Linked DNA regions of Homo sapiens: region 1 is linked to region 2. A link is a loop called in an ENCODE intact Hi-C map of the cell type or tissue named here. Cell type or tissue: PC-3. All regions are shown on one strand.

Region 1 (2,500 bases), 310 kb after region 2:
TGGGCAAGTTATTTAACTTTTCTGAGCCACAGTTTCCTAATCTGAAACAGGGGCACGATAACTTTTGCCTGATAAAATGTTGTAACGTGATATGGCAGTTGGGAAAGATCTAGTACTTAATAAATCTTTTTTTTTTCTTTTTCTTTTTTTTTTTAGATGGAGTCTCGCTTTGTCACTCAGGCTGGAGTGAAGTGGCATGATCTTGGTTCACTGCAACCACTGCCTCCCAGGTTCAAGCAATCCTCCTGCCTCAGCCTCCGGAGTAGCTGGGATTACAGGTGCCTGCCACCATGCCCGGCTAATTTTGTGTGTGTTTTTAGTAGAGACGGGATTAAGTCACGTTGGCCAGGCTGGTCTCAAACTCCTGGTCTCAAGTGATCCACACACCTTGGCCTCCAAAAATGCTGGGATTACAGGCGTGAGCCACCGCGCCTAGCCAATAAATCTTCATTAATCTCAATGTTGCCTTCTTTGTGGCAGAGTCTCTTCCTGTTTAGCTTAAGGACTTGTAGTGTTCCAAGGAACTACAGCGACTAGATGATACTGCCCCTAAAATTATGTACATCTTATCTTAGAACCTTTAAAATAAGACATCTGTCATTTCTCAAGAAGGACAATAATAAGATCTGTAGTAGGTAGCAAATTTTGATCCTGAGCAGGTAGCTTAGGACGCCAATTTCATTAACTTCCCACCGGTTTATCTTCTGGGGCAATGAAGGATTAATTTAAAAAGTACTACATCCTGAAGACTGAAAAGAGTTTTACGGAAGAGCATATACAAGTTCATGAGTACCTTCTCTATTGGGTATATGTGGGCTGTGGGCTGTGGGTTGAGAGCAGCTACCCAGAGGCATAAAAGCATTCTCATAAGTTGCAAAGCAGGTACAACGCTAATTGAATTTGTTCTGCTCAGATGACATACTCTCCAGGAAAGAAAAAAAAAATGTTTTCCTGCTGTGAAATTGGTTTGCTGGTGTTCTGACAAATGAAAGCCTTATAGTAAAGGCATCAACTTTAATTATTCATTTCTATTTGCTTAAAGACATATTCTTATGTGACATACATATGCTCATACATTTCCTTGTTGTAACAACATGAACTAAATAAGTCACTTTCACACATAAATGAAACTCCATGAATTATTATTGCTAACGCACGTTCTCTATATTATTCAGCTGGAGAAAAAGTAATGTTTGTGTAATGGGGAAGAATTACAGAGCGAAAGATGAGGATCTTTTTAGTGTTTTTTTCAGGTAGACAGGAAAAAAGGCAAAGGCTACCATCTGCTATTACTGATGATATTACTGAGGAATTGATACATTTCTATCTATAGAGATTTATTAATGTACAACTGGTTCTACAACTTTATTTGTTCAGTCTACATAACCAAAATGAGGCTTCAAGTCCGGAAGTTCCCTGTTACCCAAGGCAAACGTATTAGGGTCTGTTCTGCCATCTGGTGTTCTTTGAAGGAAACATCCACAGAGGCATTATGAGATAAATAGCCAGTGTTGCCTATGTTGGTGGTGGGTGTTACAACCTCGATGAAAAGCAATTCCAGAATCTCTGCCAAATTCCAATAGGAGATAATTTGAGAATATATATTAAGAAGAAAAATATACATACCCTTGGAGTACCAATTTCACTTTTATGAATTCATCTTTTGGATATATTTATACATGTGCACAAAGAAATGTATATAAAAATATTCCTAGCAGTACTGTTGGTAATAGCAGAAGATTGGAAACAAGCTAAACATCCATGAGTAGGGTACCAGTTAAATAAATTGTGACATATTCCTACAATGGATATAGTATAGCATGTTGTTGTTTGAAAAAAAAGTCAAATCTATATTTACAGATATGAAATGATCACCAAGACACACACACACACACACACACACACACACACACACACATATATATGTGTATATATATATATTTTGTTTTGTTTTGTTTTGTTTTGTTTTAGATAGAGTCTCACTCTGTCACCCAGGCTGGAGTGCACTGGTGTGATCTTGGCTCACTGCATCCTCCGCCACCCTGGTTCAAGTGATTCTCCTGGCTCAGCCTCCCAAGTAGCTGGGACTACAGATGCATGCCACCACACCCGGGTAATTTTTGTATTTTTGGTAGAGACAGAGTTTCGCCATGTTGGCTAGGCTGGTCTCGAACTCCTGACTTCAGGTGATCTGCCCGCCTCAGCCTCCCAAAGTGCTGGGATTACAGGCATGAGCCACCACACCTGGCACCAAAACATTGTTAAGTGAAATAAACATGATCAAGAACAATGTGTATCGGTAGGGTGTGGTGGCTCACACCTGTAGTTCCAGCACTTTGGGAGGCCAAGGGGGGCGAATAATCTGAGGTCAGGAGTTCGAGACCGGCTTGGCACCAACATGGCAAAACCCCGTCTCCACCAGAAATACAAAAATTAGCCAGTCATGGTGCATGCGCCTGTAGTCTCAACTACCCTGGAGGTTGATGCAGGAGAATCACTT
Region 2 (2,500 bases):
CCATGGCAACAGCAGTAAGTGCACTGAAGACAGATTTCTGCAGCGCCAGCCTTCCTGGCCTCCAGTACCCTGCTGAGCAACAAGCAGAGGACCCAGCACCCGCACTCAAGCTTCCTAAACCACGAATTACTCCTCACCAGCACCCAAAAGCAGCTCCCAGAACAAGCTGGTGGAAAATGTAGTGGGGAAAACACTAACCTCTACCACAAATAAAGACTCTGCACATCTATTTTTTGGGGGTTTTTTGAGACAGAGTCTTATTCTGTCGTCTAGGCTGGAGTGCAGTGGTGCCATCTCAGCTCACTGCAACCTCTGCCTTTGGGGTTCAAGTGATTCTCATGCTTCAGCCTCCCTAGCAGCTGGGATTACAGGTGTGTGCCACCATGCCCAGCTAATTTTATAATTTTACTAGAGATGGGGTTTCATCGTGTTGGCCAGGCCAGTCTCGAACTACTGACCTCAAGTGATCTGCCTGCCTCAGCCTCCCAAAGTTCTGGGATTACAGGCATGAGTCACCACGCCAGACCTCTGCTGGTCTATTATTTAATGCAGTCCAATGTATTAACATTTTCCTTTACACTTAGTGCTTTTTATAATCCGTTTAAGAATTTTTCCAGGAAACACATAGAAATATTGTACATTATCTCTCTTCCCCATCCACTGGCTCACGAAGATCTTGGTTGTATCACAGTCATGGCATGAATCAGATTTTTGGACTTCTTCCCATCTGATTTTCACTTATAGGAATTTTTCAAATCGTTCTTAAATAAACCTAATAAGGATGTTTTCCCAAACGCAGGTTACCTTGGCATCAAATTTCTCAAGTGTCTGGCTCCGAGGTGGATCTGGAATTTTCAGCCTCTTTGTGATGTTAGCAGGGCTTTTTATTTCCATGAAATCTTGAGGTAACAGAGGGTAGGGAGGAGAGAGCAAACACTGACATCCCAGACTGGGAAAGGGGAGAGATGGTGGAAACTGAGACCAAAACACTAAAAACTGCTGGGTCCATTTTTCTTCCCACTGGGAATTCAGGCAACAGCATCAAGGGCTGGTACAAGGCATAGCCTCGGAGACAGACCTGCCTGTGGCCTGGCAGGATCTCCTGCTTAAGGGCCTTATTGCCCTGCTTCATTAACAGCCACGGCTTAGCAACAATCTGCCAGCAGGGGTCAGTCTCGGTCGCCACACAGAAGCCAGGAGGCTCTCTCCAGCTACAAAGCCACGCTCTGGAATGTTCCAGAAGTTGTTCGGTGCCACTGCACAACACTCAGCTTCTCTTCCTATCTTGTCACCTCGGCACCTGTTTCCTAGTTTTTCAAGATTGCATTTCATACTTAGAGAAATTAATTACCTTATATTCCTGTGGCAGAATTTCATACTGAGCTAAATAATTATACCAAGTTCCCCATATCATGTATAAAACCTCCCTTTCCCTTGATTTTCCTTACGGTAGCAGAAAGGTCGACCTTTTCCATATTTTAAAATTAAGGAAAGGACGCATTCTTACTTGCAGTGGAAAATGTACAAATATTACATAATGTGACAATTGTATTTTCTAATATTCCCATTGAGGGTTTAGTTATCTATGGGATAAATTTCTTTTTTCTCTCTAAATTACAAAACATCCTTTCATTAAGCATCTTGCCCCAAACAGCTCCTCTCAAAGTCCCTGGGAGGCTGGCAAGGGGCTCATGGCCTATACTGCCTAACCCCAAGCTCTCCTTGGACTTACTCGGAGGCTGTGTCCCAAACACCAAACAGTAGGGGCACCTGCACTGAGACCAGGAAAGCAAATCTGATGTCAAAAAGGTGTAGAATGAAGAATCTATTTCTACTTTAAATTTGAGGGTGGCTCTTTTTCAAGACACACTGCTGAATTAACAAACAGTTCTGGTCTAATAAATGATTATATTTCATGCTAGAAGGATATAACTATACTTAGTAGGTTACCTTTTCCTAAAAAATAAAATAAAATTCCCCCATGGATCTAAGTCCCATCAAATACAACATTCAGGAGGGCATAAGTTCTCATTTCCCAAAGTGGGGAAAGCTGTTGCAAAAAAAAAAAAAAAAAAAAAACCAAAAAACAACAACAGTTCTTCACAATGCCTGTCTTCCAACAAGTCTGTCTTACTGGTATTTTAAAGTGTGCTCATCTAAAAGTATATTCTCTGCTTCTTTCTCCCTAAAACATAAAAAATATTTCTAAAGCTAATGGCATCCATCTTCTTTCCACTTCTGGACTGATAAAACCTCAAAAGAAAAAAAGTAAGGGAACTTTGAGATGGGCAACAGAGCCCATCTGCCCGTTCCCTGGGATGGGGCTGGGTCACTCTGAAAGAAGGAATCCAGGTATCATCAGCAGATCTGAAAGGGGCCATAGAGGAAATGTGTTCAAGAGTGCATCTTAGCCCAAGGGTGCTGAGAGAGGGTCCAGGAAGACAAGGTATCCAAGGACTCTGGATACCCCACCTATCCGTCCTACCCCTTGCAGCTACAA

The links. A loop is a pair of places that touch in the nucleus more often than their neighbours do. Peaks named below come from ENCODE experiments on the same cell type or tissue, not always from the same donor. Only the 100,000 strongest peaks of a DNase experiment are listed, where the experiment ranks them.
Region 1: a loop joins it to region 2, with 8 times the contacts of the local background. A loop is called at or near these places in 77 of 110 quality-filtered maps.

Annotation. Positions count from the first base shown.
Region 1 is chr17:66,254,184-66,256,683 of GRCh38, reverse strand. No RefSeq gene overlaps it. Among named protein-coding and RNA genes, the nearest start is that of APOH, 26 kb to the right of the region's middle. In PC-3, a CTCF peak has its summit at 1,462 (motif pointing left); a DNase peak (open chromatin) is centred at 1,443.
Region 2 is chr17:66,566,060-66,568,559 of GRCh38, reverse strand. The region is part of intron 3 of PRKCA (protein kinase C alpha); the gene reads right to left. Among named protein-coding and RNA genes, the nearest start is that of PRKCA-AS1, 150 kb to the right of the region's middle. In PC-3, CTCF peaks have their summits at 941 and 1,156 (motif pointing right); DNase peaks (open chromatin) are centred at 719 and 1,149; H3K4me3 peaks cover 376 bases; H3K27ac peaks cover 2,014 bases.